Linked DNA regions of Mus musculus: region 2 is linked to region 1. Evidence: chromatin loops called from intact Hi-C (ENCODE). Cell type or tissue: gastrocnemius. All regions are shown on one strand. Links, peaks and the distances in the headings refer to the core of each region. The heading gives the core; the rest is flanking DNA. Region 1 overlaps Wdr73 (WD repeat domain 73). Region 2 overlaps Zfp592 (zinc finger protein 592).

Region 1 (11,386 bases), core at 1,621-9,620:
GGTACCTAAGGTTACCTCACTGATTCCACACAAGCACCTCAGGCCTGTACAACTACCCCATACGATGCGGACACATCCCCACACCGCTGCAGCCGCAGCCTTCTCGGTGGCTGGCCTCTGAGTGTCTTGTGATAGAGGAAGTCCTCCAAGGAAGAGTAGGGTCACACCTCTCTTTGCACGTTCTTCTCCAGGCTTTGATGGGACAGTACAAATCTATGATGTCACATCATGGGATGGAAAGAAAACCCAAGCGGAGCCTCTCTTCACTCACAAAGGCCACATCTTCCTGGATGGAAATGACGTAGACTCTGCTCCTCTGGTCACCACCCATACCTGGCACCCTCGCAAACCCAGAACTTTGTTATCAGCAGCAAGTGATTCTTCTCTGCATGTGTGGGACTGGGTGGACCTCCAGGCCTCCTGATGACACAGCAGCTGCCCTCATGGGCCTCTGAGAAGAGGAGTTGTTTGAGAGGCTGACATGGACTGTGAGTGAACACAGCTCTACCACAGCCGTTGGCTTCAGGCAAGCTAGCCTGCCCTTCTTGTCCCTTTTTCTTACCTGTAAAATGAAGGTGTAGTAGGTACCACCTAGTGCTGTGGGGAGCATCACAAGAAAATTACCTGAGAACAGTTGGTAGGGCGCACGGCATAACATGGCTGGAAGCGACCATTGCCTCTAGGAGCCCTGCGTCTCCAGGTGTATAGCAGCAGGCTGTGTTCCTGTCTTCACAGCATCATGGTGAGAATCAGGAGAGCTGGAGTGTGAATGTGGGTGTGAACTTTCTCACAGAAGGAATCGATGTCTCAGGGCCAATAAACATCAAAAAGAATACAAGTAAGAAGCAATTAGCAATTTACTTAGTTTTTGTACACAAGACTGGACTGGACTGAGCCTACTGTTCTGAGTTATGCCCCAACTGCTTTCTTTTACTTCTTCCTATTTTGTGTGTGTGTGTGTGTGTGTGTGTGTGTGTGTGTGTGTGTGTGTGTGTGTTCGTGTTCATTACTTGCACGAGGGTGCACGTGCTTGGGTGTGCACACTCATGAGTATAGGCACCAAGAAGTGCTGGGAAGGTGGAGTCATCCCGAGGCCTCTGCTTTGCTAAAGGATGCACCTTGCTTTCCTCGTGCACACGTGACCTCTGCATGCTGACTGGAGTAAGCTCTGTCTTCCACTCTGGTGGATAAGGGTCCCTTCCTTATGACCTTGTTTAGCCTTAGTTCCTAGACCCCTCTCCAAATCTAGTCTCTCGGGGTAGGGACTTCAGTGTATGAATTTGCAAGGGGTACACACTTCTGTCCACAGCACTTAAAAATAATGGGGGGATAAGAAAAGTCTAACAGCTTTTTTTATAATAAATTTTTTTAAGATGTATTTATTTTGTGTGTATGAGTACACTGTAGCTGTACAGATGGTTGTGTGCCATCGTGTGGTTGCTGGGAATTGAATTTAGGACCTCTGTTCGCTCCAGTCAGCCCCGCTCACTCTGGCCCAAAGATTTATTATTATTATAAGTTAAGTACACTGTAGCTGTCTTCAGACACACCAGAAGAGGGAGTCAGATCTCATTACGGATGGTTGTGAGCCACCATGTGGTTGCTAGGATTTGAACTCACGACCTCTGGAAGAGCAGTCGGTGTTCTTAACCTCTGAGACATCTCTCCAGCCCCCATTGTTCACTTTTTTTTTTTTTTTTTTCCTTTTTGGTTTTTCAAGACAGGGTTTCTCTGTGTAGCCCTGGCTGTCCTGGAACTCACTCTGTAGACCAGGCTGGCCTCGAACTCAGAAATCCGCCTGCTTCTGCCTCCCGGGTGCTTCACAACAGGATCACGTTCAGAGTTTGGGAAGCATCCTCTGTCATCCTCGCCCCCCCGCCCCGAAGCTCACCCCGCGGCTCCCTCTACTCTGTTCAGTGGTGACACACTGATAGCTTGAAGTTGGCCTTGGTGGGAGGATTTACATCTCAGAAGCTGGCAGATATTACAAAGCAGATATCCGGGTTACAGCAGCCCAGCTGCACGCTAGTATTTCACTGGGAAAGCTGAGTAATTTAGAAGTCGGTTGTGAATGTAGAAGGTGCTTTGCTGAACTGTATCAGCCAGGGCCCGACCAGGAAGTGCAGACGCACACCCGCACACCCACGGGGTGACTGAGCTGCAGTTTGGGGCTGCAGAGGAAGTGAAGGAAGGGAAGCTTGCTAAGGTAGGTTCACAGCTGCAGGAAGTCGGGGCCAGAGGCCTCCAGGTAAGAACTGCAGGTGTCTTGTCTGACCAGAGCCCAGTTCCTAGGCCCAGAGAAAAGAGGGCCAACTGCTACAGAAAGTAGAGTGACAGGAGATCGGGATGGGCTCAGAGATTCACAGAGGCGACACAGACTTCCCTTCAGATGAGCTATGTGAGGAAAAGCCACCGATGGTGGTGGTGGGGAAAGCATTAGCTGAAGGAGAACACCAGGACTATGTGGGCCTTAAAGACTGTGAGAGCCTTCCCTTCAAGTCCCTGGACAGTGGAGTTAGGACACTGTCTGTAGCTGGCTCTGTTTCGTTTTCTTTTTTAGTTCTACATCTTGTGACCTAGCCTAGCCAGGTCTGTGTGCTGGGAGTCAGGAGAGCACAGGCAAAAACAAGCTAGAATTCAGTGCATTGTTCCCTCCCTCACTCCTCCCTCCCACCCCCAGGCTAGGGAAAGGGGCGGGGCTAGGCATGCTTACAGCGGCTGGTGGGAGGGAGACTGTTAGGCTCTGTCCCAGAGAGAGGGAGAGGGGCTGGGTTTGGAGGCAGCTGTGGAAACAGTGATGCTGTAGGCTCCATCTGTCTCACTTAGCCATTCCTGAATGCCATGCCGCACCAGCCTAGGTGTTATAACGAGATGCTGAACTGTATCCATAGGGCCTCCATTAGAGAAGGGGCGCATGGCCTGCAGCATGGGCCCAGTCACACACGGGCCTGGAGAGAGTAGGCTCGCACAGGGAAGGTGACAGTTGAGTTGTATCCTGTGTTCGGGCAGAAGGGACATCATTGTTAAGGACAGAGCCCCTACCCTAGGAGTAAATGGGAATACAACTGAGAAAGCGGGCTTGGGGTCTGTCAGTGAGGCATGCAGGGGCATGGAGGGTGGTCCTAGATTGTGCTAGGCAGCAGGAAGAGTGAGCACGCAGACACAGATGCACTTAACACACAGAGCCGAACACAGCTGGTCAGACACATGGCTGTCCTTGGACAAAATGGATGGCAGGAAACGAACCAACCCAGAGGACAGATTGTGCGGGTGCCTGCCTGGACCGGACTGTACCTACAGCAGGCAAAGTCCCAGGGACTCAGCAAGGACACTGAGGTCAGGGCTACAAGAGGGGGGATGGGAATGATTGTCTAATAGATGAGGAATCTTAGGCTTGGAGCTGGAAAGGTGACTCAGAGGCTAAGAGCTCCTGGTGCTCTTGGAGAGGACCCGGCACCCACACCTGTCTGTACCTCACTCCAGAGGGATCCACCGCCCTCTTCTGCCCTCTGCAGGCACCTGTGTGCACACATACACATAAATAATTTTTTAAAAATCTTTAAAAGGCATTCTAAAATAAATCTATGCCACTTTTGTTTTCTGCCCTTGGAAGAAACAAAAATTCTAACTTAATTTCTGGAATATTCCTTTTAAAAATGATCTCCGGGGCTGGAGAGATGGCTCAGCGGTTAAGAGCACTGACTGCTCTTCCGAAGGTCCTGAGTTCAAATCCCAGCAACCACATAGTGGCTCACAACCATCCGTAATGAGATCTGGCGCCCTCTTCTGGAGTGTCTGAAGACAGCTACAGTGTACTTATATACATACAATAAATAAATAAATCTTTTTTAAAAAATGATCTCCAATGACAGGTGTTCTGAAGTCTCGAAGGCTGCAAATAGCCATCCATTGAAAGTACTGGACTGGAAAGAGAAAACTGAATAGAGCCAGGTCTCCGAGGAAGCCAGATGCTCTATAGACAGTGCTGCTGTCGGCCCCTGCTAAGCAATGTGTAGAGCACCATGTCCCAGGAGTGTGCAGGTTAGGTGTGAAGCTTTCTAAAGTGCTCTCAGAGGCCAGGCCTGGTGGCCTAGCCCTCCATCCCAGCAGGTGGACACCTCTGTGTGGTCTACACACTGAGTGCTGGGCCAGTCAGGGCTACAGAGTAAAGTTCCTGTCTCAAAATACAAAGTAGCATGAAGACATTTTGTAACCCAATTATTTATCATTTATTTATATGATGTGTGTGTGTGTTTTATATGTGCACAGGCTGAAGCATGCCTGTGGAGATCAGAGGGCACAGGGCACCTTGGGTACTGGTCCCCGTCTTCCACTGTGTTTGAGGCAGGCTCTCTTCTGGTTCACTGCTGTATACTCAGGCCGCCTGGCCCTTGAGCTTCTGGGATTCTCCCATCTGCTCCCACCAAGCCAAAGGTGCAAGGATTACAGATGCACACACTGTGCCTGGGGGGCAAACTCAGGGCCACATGTTTGCCAGAAGCTCTCCTCCCTCTGAGCCATCTCCCCAGCTCTTTAGAAAGTGTGTGTGTGTGTGTGTGTGTGTGTGTGTGTGTGTGTGTGTGCGCGCGCGCACGTGCAGTCACATGTGAATTGCCTTGTCATAGGGCACATAAGGAGGTCAGAGGGCACCGAGGTAGCAGTCCTCACCTTCTGCCTTACCTGAGACAGGCGTTCTCTGTTCTTTTCTCACTGTGTACACCTGGCTCCGTGGCCCAGTGTTTTACCCACTGAGCCATCTCCCCAGCCCTAAATTCTTAAACTCAAAGAACTTCTGGAATACTCAAGCAACAAAGCCCAACAAAATGGTGTTTTCAACAGACAAGTTTCATCTGCGAGGGCTCTTCCTGCTCTGTGTCCGTGCTGTTATTAGAAAGAGACAAGAAGGCATGATGGTGCACGCCTTTAATCCCAACACTTGGGAGGCAGAGGCAGGCAGATTTCTGAGTTTGAGGCCAGCCTGGTCTACAGAATGAATTCCAGGACAGCCAGAGTTACACAGAGAAACCCTGTCTCAAACAAACAAACAAACAAACAGAAACAGACAAGAAGACACCTTTGCTATGGAGTAAAGAAAACCCCTTCGAATAAATAGTCTTTGTGAGCCACCCTGCTCTTGTAGTTGGTGGAGAGCTTGGTTGCGCTGTATTTCAGGATAGGAGGTAAATATTTCCCCAGAACCTATCCCCCTGACTAGCAACTCAGGGTCCCTAATTCTGCCCTTGGGGCTGTGTCTCTTACTGTTCCAAGCACTCTGGAGAGGAGAGCTTACCCCGATCTTCTCCGCTACCCAAAGGTTGGGACCCAGCCTCTGGGTCCCTGAAGTCTCCTCTGACCCTTTGTTTCCATACCATTCACCCTTTGGTGCTGCTCCCTAGGAGTCCCCTGTGGCAGAGAAGGCTTCCTAGCACCTCTAAAGCATCAAAGATGTCAGCAAGCACCCAGGAAGACTCATCGGGAGGGTCTTAGCCTCAAAGGTGCTTGCTTCTGGCTTCGCAGCAGTTGGGCTGCAGGCTTTTGAATCAGTAGTGATGCTGTTCCCGGGTCCATGGTGCTAAAACTTGTAGCAAGCCCGCTCTAGCCCAGTTCCCTCTGCAGTTCTGATGGCAGGTGGGGCTTTTCTTGGATATAAGGCTCACTGAAATGTCCCAGAACCCCTTGGTTTCTGCAGCCCTTGTGTGTTCCTTCTCCCTTCTGATTCTCCCAGCCCTGGCACTCCTCCCGATTCAAGGCTGTGCGGCTTTTTCTATGCCAGTGTTACACACAAGCCAGTCGTTTAGAAAGAGAGAACTTCAACTGAGGAAAATGCCCCCACCAGACTGGCCTGTGGGCAAGCCTGTAGGCATTTTTTAGTTGATGATAGAAACCATAAGGCAAAAAAGGCCTTGGCTGTTCTCAACTGATACCAGACCAGGCTCTGCCCTTAACCAGCTGCTGGTAACTCTCCCTGACAGATGTGATGTAGCCCTTACCTTTAATTCCAGTACTTGGGAGGCAGAGGCCAGCCAAGTATAGAGAGAGTTTCAGGACAGCCAGAGCTACACACAGAAAATAATAATAATAATAATAATAAATTATGGTCTGGAGAGATGTCTCAGAGGTTAAGAGCACTGGCTGCTCTTCCAGAGGTCCTGAGTTCAATTCCCAGCAACCACATGGTGGCTCCGTATAATGAGATCTGGTGCCCTCTTCTGGCCTGCAGACATACATGCAGGCAGAATGCTCTATACATAGTAAATAAATCTTTAAAAAGAAAAAAAAAAAAAAAGGTAATTCATCCAGTGGGACTCAGGGGCCACAGTGCTCAGGTCTTCCCTGCTGCAGAGGAGAGAGTGGTAGACCTGTGATTAGCATAAATCAGGACCTCTGCTCAAGAAACAGGGGCTGGAGAGATAGTTCAGCACTGTTGCTCTTAAGGAGCACGAGGGGTCGATTGCCAGCACCCACATGGTGGTTCACAACCATGCTTAATACCTCCAGTTCCAAAGATCCTGACACTCTCTTCAGGCATCTTTGTCCACTAAGGCATGCACAGCCTGTAAGCAAAACACATGTGCACTTTTTTAAAAAATATTTTTAAAATATTTTTTAAAGAAAGTAGCGTGGGTAGGAAGGGAAGGGAAAGATCCTCTTCACTGCTGAATGGTATTTGACTTTCTGTTTCTTTTGAAGTAGGACTGAGGAAAGGAATGAATTTTTAAATCTTAACATAGAAATGTTTAAGGATTGGAGAGATAGATCAGCAGTGAACACTGTGTGCTGTCCTGGAACTCACTCTGTAGACCAGGCTGGCCTCGAACTCAGAAATCCGCCAGCCTCTGCCTCCCAAGTGCTGGGATTAAAGGCGTGCACCACCACTGCCCGGCTAGTCTAGTCTTGGCTCCCTGCAGAGACCAGCCCTCAGAACATCTAAAGCTGTACACTCTCCAGTCAGTCTGCTTGAGGACACCAAGCTTCCGCTATCCAGACTGTAGGATAAGCAAATTCATTTGAAAGGAGCAGCAAAGTGCAGCACAGCTCGGGTGGCCCAGGGCGTGTTTCACTCCTCCACATCAAGAAGCCAGAAAGATGAGTGAGTTCAGAGGCAGGCTCTGCCCTTCAAGCTTTGGCAAGTCTCATGCCAGAGCCACAGCCTCCTGTCTGGATCCTGTCTTGATGCTGCTATCTGCCAGATCTGGACCTCCTGGGGAAGGACCATTTGGAACTGTTCTGAAGGAAGCAACTGTAGTATCGTCTCTTTAGAATTCTTTGGTTTTAGCCACTAGCATCATTGGTTTAGCACAGCATCTGCTGGAGTGTGTGGGCCTGGAAGGATCCTGATGCCTCTTGCTACTGCAACCCTGTGAATTCCATTAGATCACAGGGTCAGAGGCAAGGGCCCTGCTGTCTGCCCTGCTAACTGCCTGGTGCCCATGCAGTGTGGCAATCTCTGGAGAAACGGCTCCAGAAGGCTGCTAAAAGGAGCTTGAAGCTGTGTTTGCCTTGCAATTCACTATTCACTCAGGGTTGAGAAAACCCAAGTTACCCATGTGGCACAATGCGGCAGAGGGTAGGTTCACGCAGCTCATACATGTGAGCCAATAACCAGCCAATCCTCCCTCACTGTTCAAATAACTATGGGGTCTTAAAATAAAGTCTGGTCTGAGTCTGAGCTCTTACAGGGCAGCAGTATTTGGAGGGGTTTGAGGTTCCTCCAGTCCCCACCACAGCAGGTCACTGTTCTTAAGCTCCCCCAAGAGACGACTTCAAACTGGTCATGGCAATACAGCATGCACAAAGAATTCAATTTTAGCAAGGAAGAATTAGAGCCAAGCAGCAATGGTCTCAATCTTGATAGGCACAGGGCTTAAATTTCTCCTCCCTTCTCTGTAATCCCTCTCCTATGCCTTCCACCAGGGTAAGAACGTCCAAAACAAAACAAACAACAACAACAAAAACATTCTTTTTTCCTTTTCTTTTCTTTTTCTTTTCTCATTTTTCTTTTCTCTTTCTTTTTTTTTTTTCATGTCTTTAAGGTGTTTATTGTAGAAAGGCAGAGGGAGGGAGAAGAGTAGGGAAGTAGAGGTGGGCCACGGCCACATTGGAGGTGGGGGGGGAGAAGAGCAAGGGAGCAAGAGAGTAAGAGAACAAGAGCTTTTTTGATACTATTATTTTGTATGGACATTTTGTCTGCATGTGAATACGTGTGTGTGTGTGTGTGTGTGTGTGTGTGTGTGTGTGTGTGTGTATGCCTAGTGCCATGAGTCACCTGGAACTGGAGTCACAGATAATCTGTTTTGAAGCAACCATATTGGTACTGAGAACTGAACCCAGGTCTAGGGGAGCAGCCAGTGTTACCAACACTGAGCGATTTCTCTGCCCACTGCCCCCTCCCCCCCCCCCATTCTTTTTGGAAGCCTATTTTACCCAGAACTTAGTCAAGAAAATGAATAAGATGGGAGAATGTAGGGCTAAAGAGATGGCTCAGAGTGGTTAATGGCAGTTGCTGCTCTTGCAGAGGACCAAAGTTCAGTTCCTGACCCTGGCTCTAGGTTTGGCCACGTCCACCCGGCGGGGCGGGGACAATCCGGAGCCTCTTTCCCCTCCAGCACTCTACATCCTCAGGTGACACTCAACCCTGAGCCAGGATCAATTGGACAGCCCAAAGCCAAAGAATCCAGGAGGCGGAGAGGTAAGCGCCAGGACTCAGCAAATACTACATTTCCCAAAGGCCCCTACAACCAGACTGACAGCAGCGTTAACCAATAAAATATAAGGGCACCTATTTTGTTTCATGAGACTCATTGTTGAGGGGCGGCACCTTCGTGCAGCTTTGCAACAGGAAGGTGCAGGGGAAGGGGGGCTGGTCCTAAGAGCTGTAGGGGACCTCGCCACCAGGGGCGCTGAGCACCAGGGGCCGGTTCAGAGTGTCATTCGTGGCAGTGGGCTGAGGTGTTTATCCTTACCTAGAGAATAACCAGGATGGAGTTCAACGTCCAGTTGACATTTTCTACCACTTAATGTAACATGCCTGGTACCCGTCATGCAAAGCTGCAACACACAGCCCACTTCCCTATTTTCTGCACGCCTGGTTCTAAGAGAACCCTTGACACCAACTCATCAGCAACCAACTGTGGGGCATCTACATGGGGCAAGGGCTGGAAAGGAAAAGCACACTCCAGCTTGAGTACAGCCGGGCAGAGAGAGAACCTTTCCAAAACGCTGCTCTCAACAACCCAGTTTCCTGCACAGCAGTGTCATCACACACAAATAAGTGCCAAATAAGTGTGTGTTCAAAGTCAATGTGTTGGAATCCTGCAGAGAGATGGGAGAGCCCTGATGGGATAAGGTGTGGCTTCAAGGAAAGGGGGCAGGAAGGCACTTAGCACTTAGTTTTGTTTTGTTTTGTTTGTTTGTTTGTTTGGTTGGTTGGTTTTTGTTTTGTTTTTTGTTTTTTGTTTTGTTTTGTTTTGTTTTCTTGTTTTTTTGAGACAGGGTTTCCTCTGTACAGTCCTGGAACTCACTTTGTAGACCAGGCTGGCCTTGAACTCAGAAATCCGCCTGCCTCTGCCTCCCAAGTGCTGGGATTAAAGACGTGCGCCACCACGCCCACCATTTATCTGAGTTTTTAAGGTAGGTACCTTATTCCAGCACTCAGAAAGAGGCAGGAGAATGTGCAGTTCTGGTCAGCCTGGCTACACAGTAAGACCTTGCCCTAAAAATAAAAACTATTGTATGTGTTTTGATTTTGGGCATTAAGAACCAAACCCAGGGCTCCACACATTAACCACATGATCTGTTACTGGGCTCTATTCCTGGCCCCTGGTCGCTACTTACCAGGTGAAAATTCCAGAACTCAAGATAGTTAAACTGTGACTGCTTACAGGAAGAGCAACCCATGGAGAGGTGAGGACAGGACAAGATGACAGGAGGGACCAGCGATGAGACTGGGCTTTGAAAAGTTCTTCTGATCTTCAGGAGTTATGAGACGGCTTAAGTGGAAACCCAGGCCAACACACAGCAATTAGCTTCCAAACCAGCCCAGGAGTTTCACAGTTGCCTTAGGGACTAAGGCCTAGCCCAGAAGGGCATTTGGGCAGTTGACAGAGCGCTTCTCCTTTGACAGGGTTCACAGCAAGCTGTGGAGGAATGACTGGGCAAACTGTCCCCTGCAGTGAGCCCTTTCCCTCAGTAGCCTTTCTCCCACAGCAGCTTCAAGCAGATGTTCAACTCAGAGTTGAGACTTCAAGGTGTGAGCAGTAGAGAGAAACCCAAGGACAAGCAGGCCCCAGGGTGACAGCCTTTGTTCAGGTTACCAAAGGACTCCAGACCTAGGCTACAAGGGGCTCGGGTAGGGAATGTGGAAAACCAAAGGGAATTCATCTCTGTCTCAACTCCTCTCCTTCATTCACAAAATCATACACTCATTTCTTCCATGGCTTTGGGGTAATTTTATCAGAAGTGCAAAAGTGAAAGATGCATATTTTGGACTGGAGAGTTGGCTCAGCAGTTAAGCGCACAGGCTGCTCTTCTAGAGGTCCTGAGTTCAATTCCCAGCAGCCACATGGTGGCTCACAACCATCTGTAATGGGGTCCAATGCCCTCTTCTGGCACGCATGAAGACAGCTACAGTGTATTCATATACAATAAATAAATAAATAAATAAATAAATAAATAAATAAATAAATAAAATTAAATAAATAAATAAATAAGAAAGACAGACAGGAAGAAAGAAAGAAAGAAAGAAAGAAAGAAAGAAAGAAAGAAAGAAAGAAAGAGAGAAAGATGTATATTTTACCCAAAGATCTGAAAAGGTCTACTTAAGGGACATCCATGTAAAGATCTCCCCAACCACGTGAGAGAGTGGGTTGAACAAGGCAGCTGCGCTATGGAGCTGGTTAGAGGGTAGCGATTACCCCTCCCCACCCTCTCTACCCCCTCCAGCCCCTCCCAGCCCCAGTCAGGGGTAAAGGGCCAGGAAAAATGATGGTTGTTAACTTGCAAGGACTAATCAGTTATTGCCAATCCTGCTAGCTAGAAAAAGATTTAAATCTAGCTAATGTACCACTTTTTACTATCCATTCCTTTCATCCCTGTTCTTCTTAGTGTCTTGTGCTTTGCTTTGGCTTTTGAAACTTAAACATTTTACATGGTGGGTAGAGAATGTGTACAGTGGTGCACACGCGGAGGTCAGAGGACGACATCTGGGAGCTGGCTTTCTTCTCTCACTATATGGGACCAAGGGACTGAGCTGAGGTTGTCTGCCTGAGCTCACAGAGATCCACTGACCTCTACCTTCCACATGCTGGCATTAAAGGCATGCACTACCACAGCCTGGCCACCATGTCCTTTCTTACAGCTTTAATAACAAATTGGAATGCCCAGTGTA
Region 2 (11,386 bases), core at 1,360-9,359, 150 kb before region 1:
AGGGAACCGTGTGTTCCCCAGACATTAGGTAACCTCTTCTAAAGAGTGCTCCAGAAATGATGGCTCTTCATATGGAAAGTAAACCCCAGTGAGAGACGACATCAGGGACACCGCATGTGCAAACGCAGGGCCCTCCTTGGGGTGACAAGGCACTGGAGGATCTGACATTAAGGGGCACCCTGCCTTTTTTGGGAACTAGAAGGGTGGGCTTTGGATGGCTCCACACTGCTGACAGGCTGGCTGCAGCCAGAGCAGCCCTGTCACTAAGGCAGCACAGGTTTGACTCAGCACCGTCATCACAGGTAGCCCAATATGTCTGTCATTTAACCTAAGGCTGGTTTTTTGCCTCTGTAAAATAGAAGGGTAGCTGAGATCCTTGTGATGATGAAGTGAAAGTCTCTGGTAAGAGTTAAACAAGATGCTGGACCTGAGGAGGGCTGGGAATGCGATCTTCATCATCACTGCATAATGGATAAGCAAACGGGCCCCGTTCCTAACTGAACCCCACATCCAGTGAGATGAGCTCCACCTCACTGTGTCTACAAGTGCAGAAGCCCCTAGCCACATGGTAGCCTGGAACCTAGAGCGCTTGCGCACTCATGACCTCAGGAAAGTCTTGAAGTAGCTGGATGAGGATTCCTACCTCTGCTGAGAGAGGAGCCCATGAGGATGAGGGTGCTAGGGACTGGCTGAGGGCAGCACAGGTTTCCCACAGCAGGTCCTATTCTACTATTCCAAGAGGCTGGATCTGATATGAGGACAGTGGCTCCACCCTTAGTTTCTCCACCTTCTTTGTTCTCCAGCTCCCATGGTTTCTGAGTGGGAAGAAATGCAGCCATACAGCTCAAAGCCCTCCTTAAGAACCTGCTCTCATGAACGATCTGGGGTACAATGTTGGGTAATCTCCCACATGGGGGAGATTAGCATGAGGTGAAGGACTGACGGGATCTGAAGAGAAAGCAGGGTATGTGAAGGAACTGGGAAAGGGGCAGTGGCTGGCTTGGGACCCGCTCAGTAGGGCTTGCTTCCCTTCACTGTCAGCTGGGGAAGCAGAGAAGTGGAGGCCTTGCCAGAAAGAATGCTCATTAAAATGGTGTGTACAGCAGAGCCTCTCTGGAACCGAGGCAAGCACTAACTTTTCCCACTGCCACTAGCTTTTCACTAAAAATTTGGCATTTGATAGAGCAAGGAAAAAAAAAGTCTTCAGTTGTGAAAAGGTCATGCATATTTATCCAACTTGATTCCTAATTGGTATTCATGCCTCCCTTGAAAGATCAAGCCTAGGAACTCAGCCAGCACCCCTTCCCTGTGCTACAGGACCTAGCCCGAGCCTGTTGGGTCCAAGAACACCTTCCCACAACTTGTCCCAGTCTCATCTAATCCCATTTCTACCAAGTCTGGATTTGCTGTGGCAATAGCAGTCTCTGAATGTTGTATGAATGTCACAGAATTCCTTCTCCTCGTTCCTCACCAAGAATCTCTTGGGTTGAAAACCCTTCGATGGAAAGATGTCCAGAGAATATCAATAGACCTTAAGGCTAATGCTGCCAGGCCAGTCCTTGGAGGTGGCTCTTGACCAGTACTGACACCCCACCACACCACCCTGCTCCTTTAGAACTCTCCAGAGAACCAAGATGTATAGGACTCCTGCTTTCCCAAGCACAAGCCCCAGAACCTAGAGCTCCCGTGGGCAGCAGGAAATGCTGTTTTGCTTCAGATGGGGCAGTCAGGGCTGTCTGGGAAGAGTCTCAGGTGGAGCAGGGAAGGGCTAGCTCACCAGAAGAGGAATACAAGAGCCTACCTGCATGGTAAGATTTTTTTTTATTGAAATATAGTCTGAGCAACAAGAGTGTAGCCGAGAGGAGGAGCTGGCCTTCCTGAGGCAGCAGCAGCTCTAATGGCACAGGAACAAAAATACAAATACCCCAATATCTGTGTGCCACACACCCCACCTGTCAGGGATTGCAGGACAGCAGCAGAAGGAAAACCCACCACAGCCCCAAAGAGGATCTGGCTCTTGGCACCTGCCTGCCTTGGCCATACTTCGTGCTTCTCTCAGGTCGAAACAGGAGTGTACTGCCATTTTTCCCACCCACAGAGACATGATCAGAGTGACAGGTGAAGTCCTCAGGATGATTCTGGGAAAAAGAATCAGAGAAAGAAGACAGGAAGGAAAGGGTGAACAAGGGACCTCACCAAGCCAAGCTGGGCAGAGTTCCCAGAGGAATGGCCAGCACCCTTCATTTCCCTCCTTCTTGGGCTCTGAAGGCAGGAAGGAGAACTCTGCGGTGTCTCCCGATGAACACTGCAGGTAGGAAGCCCAGAGCACAGCTACTGAGGGGTTGCACACTGAGCTGACACACAGCACTGGGGCTGTACTACCTAAGTAGCCTGGGGCTGGAAGGACATGGATGAGAATTGGGGTATCAATAAGCAGCATTAAGCCATAAATAACAGAAGCAAATTCAGAGCTGTGAAGAATTCTGGGTGACCCCACATTTTGGGGGGCTGGGAGATATCCAGAACCCACAGCTCAGAATAGACACTGCTCCAGAGCACAGTGGCCACACAAACACTGCGACAGAGCTCTTTATTTCCCACGGTCTGCACAGCAGCTGGAGGGTACCACAGCCCGACTGATGGCTACAAAGCCTCTGGTCACACCTGAGGAGATAGTGCATGGCTGTTCTGGTCCTGAGAGGCCTGTGGTTGATTCTGAGGGTCTTGGGCACTGTCTTCATCCAGAGCCAGACCTTGCTGACCTCCTAGGTCAGTAACCAAAGGCTCACTGGCACATTCTTCCAGTCCATTCTCTTTCGTCTCCATGGCTACCTCCTCTCCAGAGCATGCCTCGGAGTCTGGGGCTTCCACCTTCACCTCCACAATGTCTTCTCCCCCCTCTTCCTGGTCTCTCACTTTGTGGACTATGAACAGGTGGCGGTTGAGGGAGCTGGTAGATGTGTAGCACAAGCCACAGAGAAGACACTGGGCTGTGGAGCTGTCCACCTGGTGCTGAGGTATGTGGCTCTGGAACTCAAGTTCCGAGTCTGTGGCGAAGGTGCACTTTGCACACTGAAACAGGGACTTGTGCCTTTTGGTGGAGGAAACAGTCGCACCATTGCTAGTGCCTGGAGCGTCTGCCATTCTGCTGACAGGTCTTTTCAGATGGTTCACCTGGAAGACAAGTGTGAGCAGAGATGAAGCCAAGCTCACATGCACTTTCTGCTCATCAAGTGCCAGGAACTCAGGCGGAGGTCAGAAGACAACTTTTGGGGAGTCATTTTTTCTCCCTCCTCTGTAGGTTCTAGGGACAGAAGTATTCGCTTTCTTTCATGTGTAAGTGTTTTACCTGCGTGTATGCATGTATACCATGTGCATGCTTGGTGCCTGAGAAGGTCAAAAGAGAGTACTGGATTCTCTAGAACTGCACTTGTGGGTAGTTCTGAACCACCATGTGGGTGCTAGGAATCTAATCGGGTCCTTTCACAGCCACAGGACGAGTTCTTAACTGCTGGGGCAGTTCTCTGGCCCCAATCCTTCCCTTTCAGTGTTCTGTACTCACGCTTAACAGAAAGGTAAAAGGAGTCTCCCCTAACCTACTCCTCAGGTCTGTTCAGAATGGATCACCTGCTAAGCTTAGTCTTTGTCAGCTGGGTCACCTGGGTAGAGGGAAAATGCCTCCTTCAGGCTGACCTACAGATAAGTCTGCAGGGCGTTTTCTTAGACTGACCTTAGATTAGATTTCATTAGACTTGACATGGAAGGTCCCAGCTCACTGTGGGTGGTGTTAACCCTGTGCAGGTGTTCTGAACTATCTAATAAAGCAAGCTTACTAAGATCTAGAAAGCCAGCCAGTAAGCAGTGCTCCTCAGGTTCCTGCCTTCAATTTTGGCCCTGATCTCCCTCCATGACGGACTATAAACTGTAAGCTGCAATAAAGTCTCTCCTCTCCAAATTGTTTTTGCCCAAAGTCTTTATCACACCAATAAGAGAATAAACTAGGAATCCTGGGTTTTATAATTCCTCCAAGAAACATCTCATGCATGCTTAGATACAAGAAGAAGGCTGTGAACTGACTGCACGTCATTGCTTTTGTGCACGTCTCTCATCCTACACTCATACTTGATAGCGTACTGGAACCCATCCCCATGTGAGCAAACACTGAGGCTTCTTTCTGCCCTGGCAGCAGCACACTGACCTACTGTAGGCTGACAGCGTCCTCCAGCAGATACCCAAGTTTCTCTTTGTCACTGAACACACCGCTATGCCTAATGCCCAAAGCTCTCTAATCGAAAAGTCCTAGGGCAGAACTGCTGTGTTGAAGGGCATGCCTGTTCTCATGTATTGGTGCTGAGAAAAAAGAAAAAAGGGAAGAAAGAAAGAAAGAAAGAAAGAAAGAAAGAAAGAAAGAAAGAAAGAAAGGAAGAAAGAAAGAAAAAGAAAGAAGGAAAGAAACTGACATTCTACCTACTCTGTGTGCAAAGGCTTCTACTAGCTAGCACCATTTCCTGAATGGCCAAAAAGTTTCAAGACAGCCCATGGCCTCCAGGTAGCTCTAACCTCCTGAGTCCTTCTCAGAGCACTTGGCCCTGTGCCATGATGGGGGGAGAATCTGCAGCACAGGGCACCAGGCTGCTCTAGAAGCTGACTGGAGTCAGGAAAGGAGCATGCAACAGGAATGAGGAAGAAAGCAGTGACTGGCCAGCTAGCCGAGCAGAGAGGGGTCGAGACTGGATTCTTTCCACAGCTACTGCCACAGAGAAGTAATAATCCTTCCTTGACAGGGCAGCTCTGCCTGCTGCCTGCCTGCTTGCCTGCTGCCTGCCTGCCTGCCTGCCTGTTGTCTGCCTGCCTGCCTGCCTGCCTGCTGCCTGCTTGTGTGCTGCCTGCCTGCCTGCCTGCTGCCTGCTTGCCTGCTGCCTGCCTGCCTGCCTGCTGCCTGCTTGCCTGCTGCCTGCCTGCCTGCCTGCCTGTTGTCTGCCTGCTGTCTGTCTGCCTGCCTGCCTGCCTGCCTGAGTGGATTTTAAGGAAGCAGAAGTCAGGTTACAGCAGCAAAAGATTTTCCTATAGATCTTTGCTTGTTTCCTTCTTATGTTCAGGGCTCTAATGGGACACACAAAAACTAGTGACCACATTAGATGTTACTCTGCTTTCTCCATGGTCACAATCACTACTGGGTTCATGAAGCCCTTCTAATGCTTTTCCAGTCCCAGGCCTCCCTGGGCAGCCAGTTCACAGCAGTGATTCCACACTCACCTGAGGGGAAGGTCCACCTGGATGTCTGACTTTGGACGTCTGGCTCAAATCAGGGTTTCTGATACCGTGCATAAGGCTAATGTGGCTCTCCAGGAGGGAGGGCCGAGGAAAGCTGGGGCTATCCTCGGTGCAGTACCTGCAAGAGCACGTTTGAAGAGGTAGGTGAAACCCCAGGTTCCCCAAGTGTTCCTCACAAATACCAGGACTGATAGCTACGTGAGCAGATAGACCTGCTAATCAAACCAGCAAAGATGGATAAGGGAGCAGATACCAGCAGGTCAGAAAGCTTGTACAGTTTACACTGGCCCTCATCCTAACACAACCCAGAGGGCCCAGTGCTAGGCCAGAGCACTGTCATGTGTCACAGTCTCTACTCTCAGACACTAGGCCCCAGTGAGAAAATCCAGGGCTGGAAATTAAGAGGAGAGAATCAAGAGCTGCCAGGCCTGGAAGATGGCTCCTGGTTTGCCTGACTTCTCACTTAGCTGGTGTTTTCCTCTTGCTTTAGGCCCCTGATCTCATAGCACAGAAGAGCCCCGATGATGCCACAGGCAAAGCTTTCGGAACTTCAGGCTTTTCCCCTCCCCTTTCCAGACTCACCCACAAGTGTAGACCTTCTTTACTGTGTCATGGTTGTTGCGAATGTGTTTGCGCAGGCTGCTAGGGTTGTGAAAGGACTGTTCACACTGCCGGCATGGGTACCGCTTCAGCGTCTAAGGGAAGAAAAAACAAGTCCCAAAGCATCAGAATCCTAAGTTTGTTCTAGATGGTATGGTCAGATAGAACACCCTCAAGTCCTTAAGAGCTATAGTACCCAGCCTGCCCACAGCACAAGGAACCTGAGAGGTTAGCCACATAAGAGGATCCTAGCCCAAGAATCCCAGTGCTACACAGTGGCATGTGGCCACACTTACCCGACCGTGGCTCTTTTTCATGTGAGACACGTAGCTCTCTCGATCAGGAACCCACTCTTGGCACTCCTGACAGGTCCAACCAGTGCTCCTCATCCGGGGCCTTGCTTCAGCCCTGCGGTGAGCTTCTGGCCGGCCCCAACGGCCAGCAGTCAGGGAGCTGCCTCTAGCGGCTACATTTGTAGCTGGGGGCTCGGCAGGAGCTCGAGAGCCAGGGCGGTTAGAAGATGTGTCTGTTGAAGACTGGAGGCTTGACAGCTCCTCCACGTTCCGGGGAACACCATGGGTATTCTGGGGATTGGGAGAGAGATTACTGACAAGGCAAGGGAAAAGATGCCCAGAGTTACACCCCTGGCCCGAGGCACATCACTTCTTCCCAAAGTACCTCACCTTGACATGCTGCATTAACTCTGGTTTCTGCAGAAACAGCAGTGGGCACTCAGGGCACTTGAAAACACCCGCCTGTGTCTTGCTGACATTCTGGTAAAAATGTTGTTGAATGTGCCTCTTCTTATTGAAGACCATTTCACAGGAGCACTTATAAATTAGCCTGACAAAACAAGCCCCGGAGGTGTGAGGTAACCGGGGCTCTGCTGGCAGAGTCAAACAGCCCCTCTCCCCCGTCTCTGCTCTCTCTGAACCAGAGTGAGGTTTGAGGATCCACTAGCCTGAGCCAGTGTTCATCTTTTCCTGCCTTGGGATGTCCTCAGGAGACTCCACACATCTCTCCATAGCATCAGCTCCCCAGCCCATCCTTGTACCACCCTTACAGCATCCAGGCCACCCTCTCTGCCCCACAGGACCTAGTGGTCCTGCAGCTGCACTCACTGGGAGGGTTTGTGGGGCTGGGTGGGGTGCTGGGTGGTACTGTGGTCCATCGTACTACTGGCAGTCTTGAAGGCCATGGGGCAGAATGCACATTTGTGGAAGACCTGGCAGTGTCGCTCCTGGATGTGGCTTTTCAGCAAGGCCAAAGTCAGGTGGATGACACCACAGTGAATGCACCTGGACAACAAAAATGGGGGTGCGTTAGACTCAAGCTGAAGAGGGATGGCAGTCAAGAAGAGAGTCACCTCAGGGCTCTTCTCCCTCATTCCAGCCTATAGGTTGCAGCCTCTGCACATACATCCTAATATTGTGTTTGCTACTATCTGCACAAAGCCAAGGCACAAGACTCCTAGAGCCCAAGGTCATACCTGGCAGAGAAGGACAGATAACAATCCTCAGCCCTCCCCAGATTGGCCACCCTAGGAACCAAAATTCTGAGCCTCGGAGAGAAGCTGATAGGAACAGAGAGGAAGGAGAATGCTATCAACTGGAAGGGTGACAATACAGAAGTACAAGGAGGAATTTCAAAGGGAAGTTGTAGAAAGCTGTTCCCTTCCCGTGGGCTACCACTAAGAAATTAGGGGTAGCTCACTAACTAGTGCACAACAGGGGTGTGACACCCACCGCAGTACCCATTGCATTCAGTCAACTTCGAGAGACCAGGAAGTACTCTCAACAGCACTGGGAACTGCTGTGAGCAAGAACTGCTCTGTAGCAGTAATGTAAGGACAGTTGGGTCTGCATACAAATGGGGCTCCTCTATACAGGTATGGGGTGGGGGTATTTATTTATCCATTCATTCATTCATTCATTCATTTATTCATTCATTCATTTAGTGTTTTTTGAGGCAGGGTTTCTCTGTGTAGCTCTAGATGTAGAAGCTGTTAAATTTTAAATTAATGAAATTATATTACAAATTCAGTTCCATGCCATCAAGAGGACTCAGCAGGTCTGGGTTCTTGCTGCCAACTCTTGACCTGAGTTCGATTTTCAGAACTCAAATGGCAGGAAACTACCAACTCCCAAAAGTTGTGCACAGGGCTCCACACACACACCATGCATGCAGGCACATAGACACAAAGTAAAATCAGTGTCTGACACAGGGAAGTATCTTCATCCTATAGCCACACTTTAAAACAGATAGAAGACAGTCTTATAATTTTATGTTGTGGAAATATACATTTTTTTTTTTTTTTTCGAGACAGGGTTTCTCTGTATAGCCCTGGCTGTCCTGGAACTCACTTTGTAGACCAGGCTGGCCTCGAACTCAGAAATCCGCCTGCCTCTGCCTCCCGAGTGCTGGGATTAAAGGCGTGCGCCACCACGCCCGGCTGGAAATATACATTTTTAAAAGAAATACATGTATATTATTCAATTTTTTCTATTATCAGTAATAGTGTATTCTTGCTTTCTTATGACACCATTAACCACATTCCATTTTTTTTTTTTAAAAGGACAGATTGTTTTAAAATTCTAAAACATCTGTGGAGGAGAGGGCCGAAAGATTGGGCCATGGCTCGAGAGCGCTTCAGAGCTTGGGCTGCTTTCCTGAGGACTGGGTTTGATTCCCAGCCCCACCCATGTGATGGCAAACCACCATCCAGAGACCCTCCCCAGTCTCTGTGGATACCAGGCATACACATGGTTCATAAACATACATACACATGGTTCATAAACATACATGATAAACAAAGTTTAAAAATAATAAAACTAAATCTTAAAAGAGATTTATTTGAAAAGTAGGGAAGGGTGCTATGAAATGCCATCTTCTGAGCAAGACACAGCCACTGCCATCAAGAACTCACAGCATCAGACACTGACCGTTGGGTCTGCATACAAATGGGCTCCTCTATACAGGTATGGGGTGGGGCATGCCCCTCATTGCTGAACTATTTGTTACTAAGAAATTCAGGGAGAAATTCATTGCCTTCAGCTGGGTACTGGTGATTTTATCAGACAGAATCAATGGACAGTTAGTTCCACTCCAATGCTCACACAGATGACCCTGGTTAAACCCTGGTCATAGGGTGAAACCAAGTCATGTGACTCTGGAAAAGATATGTGGAAGGATGGGATATAGAGGCTGAGAGAAACAGGAGGAAAAGCCAGGTGGGAATGATGCACACCTTTAGTCCTAACACTTAGGCAGAGGCAGGCAGATCTCTGAGTTTGAGGCCAGCCTCGTTTACAGAGTGAGTTTCAGAAAGAAAAGGAAAGAGAAGAGAAGAGAAGAGAAGAGAAGAGAAGAGAAGAGAAGAGAAGAGAAGAGAAGAGAAGAGAAGGAAAGGAAAGGAAAAAGGAAAAAAAGGAAAGGAAAGGAAAGGAAAATGAGAGAGAGAAATTCGAGGAAAGGGAGGATTAATTAAAACACATATGTACACATATGAAATTATCAAAAAGAATAAAATAATCAAAATTTCAATTTCTTAAAGCATATATATGTACATTTACATAAAATGTAATTATATGATACATATATACAATATATATAATTTTTTAAGCATTGTCCTTTTTAAAAAATCAGAAAGAATAAGAATACAAACTAATACTATAAAACTGTAACAGCATTCAGTAAAATGGAGCATAGTTATCTTTTTACAAATTGTTAAATAGCATTGCACCAAAAGAATGGGAAGAAATATCTACAAAGCATGTATCTAATAAGAAACTTAGTAACAAATGTTGGCAAAGACAGATAAAAACTTCACACTCCCAGTTAGGAATTAAAATGGTACAGTTGCTTTGGAAAATAGTCTGTCAGGCCTCATAAAGTTAAGCAGAGTTAGGATTTGGCTTTTGTATTTACTCCAATGTGTTCACTTAAAAAAGAGGACATAGCCAGCCAGGCGTGTAGCACTCAGAAACCTAAGGTGAAAAGAGTGTAAGCTTGCAGCTGGGAACCCCTGGGTGCCATTGAGACTCTCTAGAACTAACAATTCAAAGACAGCCTGAGAGGCTTCTCTGTAGGAGAATACTTGACTAGCACTTGGGGCCTTGGGTTCAATCTGTAGAATTTAGGGAGGAAAAGATTAAAATAAAGTATCTTGGCACTGAGCGTGGTTGCACACACCTTTAGTCCCAGCATTTGAGAGGCAGAGTCAGTCAGACACAGGCAGATCTTTTTTAGTTTAAGGCCAGCCTGGTCCACATAGCAAGTTTCAGGCCAGCCAGAGCTATATAACAAGATCTTGTCTCAAAACAACAAAAACCCAAGATGTAGGAAAACAAACAAACAAACAAACGACACAGCTCCCTAAATGTTTTGCTATTGAATGAGTTGCTATCAGTCTGGATTTGATCTTAGAATTGGCTGTATGAACTCAAGTCAAAGTTTAAAAGGTTCTGGAATCTTTTATTTTATTTTGCTTTAAAAAATGGATTTCTGTGTTGTTATTGTTTGTTTGTTCACTTGTTTGCTTTTTTGAGACAGGGTTTCTGTGTAGCCCCAGCCATCCTGGGATTCACTCTGTAGACCAGGCTGGCTTGGAACCGCCAGAGATCCACCTGCCCCTGCCTCCTGAGTGATGGGATTAAAGGTGTGCGCTACCACTACCCAGCAAGGATTTTATTTTTAATTATGTATATATGTATATGTCTGTGTATGGATTTGTTCATATAAGTTCAATAGAGGCCAGAAGAGGGAGTTGGCTCTCCAGAAGCTAAAGTTAGATATAGGTGTTGTTAGTTGTCCAATATGAACTCTCCTCTCTGCAAGAGGAGCTTGTGCCCTTACCTGCTGAGCCATCTCAGAGGGCCACGATTCAGTTCCCAAGACCCACATGGTAGAATTGATTCCTGCAAGTTTTCTATAGGCACACTGGCATGTACTCTTCCTCACAAATAAACCAATTACTATTTTTAATCCAAAACACTGATGAGTGTGAGGCAACAGGCTACACACAGATAGCCTGGTTTCCAGTCGAGGTTTGATCTTGAACCCCGGGAGAACCTGATGGGTGGTAATTCCCACCTGCATGGGACTGTAGGCGTTCAACCATGTCTCCTGTCGAAGTTACCACTCCCACAGCCCCCACAGGAGAGGCGCAGCTATTAGCCATGTAGGAACAGCACCAAGCCTTCCCACATGCAAATAAGGTTTCCCCAAACTCTCAGTCCAAGCCAATGAGAAGTGCCTGCAGTCAAACCTCGAATCACCCCCAGAACTGTATCTAAAGCCATGCAGGGAATTAAAGGTGTGCGAGAACTACTCCATCATCTGAGTGTTTTGTTCTAAGAGCTGTATGTAACACTTGGGAAGAGATCTCCTCTCCCGAAGAGCTACCTGAGGTCCCACCACACTTCTCACTAGATTGTCGGCTTTTCATCAGCCCAGCCGACCGACCCGACTCAGTTCAGAGTGGCTCGAAGTTTGCAACCCGGAAGGCAAAGTA

Evidence for each region. A loop is a pair of places that touch in the nucleus more often than their neighbours do. Peaks named below come from ENCODE experiments on the same cell type or tissue, not always from the same donor. Only the 100,000 strongest peaks of a DNase experiment are listed, where the experiment ranks them.
Region 2: it touches region 1 in a loop (2.1-fold over the local background); 3 of 42 quality-filtered maps call a loop at or near these places.

The regions. Positions count from the first base shown.
Region 1 is chr7:80,880,715-80,892,100 of GRCm38, reverse strand. Wdr73 (WD repeat domain 73) reads left to right here. Exons shown (of 8, transcript NM_028026.2): 8 at 192-1,378. The coding sequence ends at 424. Among named protein-coding and RNA genes, the nearest start is that of Gm32112, 7.0 kb to the left of the region's middle. In gastrocnemius, for the core only: CTCF peaks have their summits at 3,788 (motif pointing left), 6,217 (motif pointing left) and 8,896; DNase peaks (open chromatin) are centred at 2,749, 3,270 and 8,799; H3K4me3 peaks cover 451 bases; H3K27ac peaks cover 1,513 bases.
Region 2 is chr7:81,033,136-81,044,521 of GRCm38, reverse strand. It overlaps Zfp592 (zinc finger protein 592), which reads right to left. Exons shown (of 10, transcript NM_178707.4): 5 at 6,996-7,172; 6 at 6,558-6,717; 7 at 6,171-6,458; 8 at 5,857-5,969; 9 at 5,257-5,392; 10 at 1-3,174. The coding sequence ends at 2,659. Among named protein-coding and RNA genes, the nearest start is that of Alpk3, 19 kb to the left of the region's middle. In gastrocnemius, for the core only: no CTCF peak of the experiment used is centred there; a DNase peak (open chromatin) is centred at 4,592.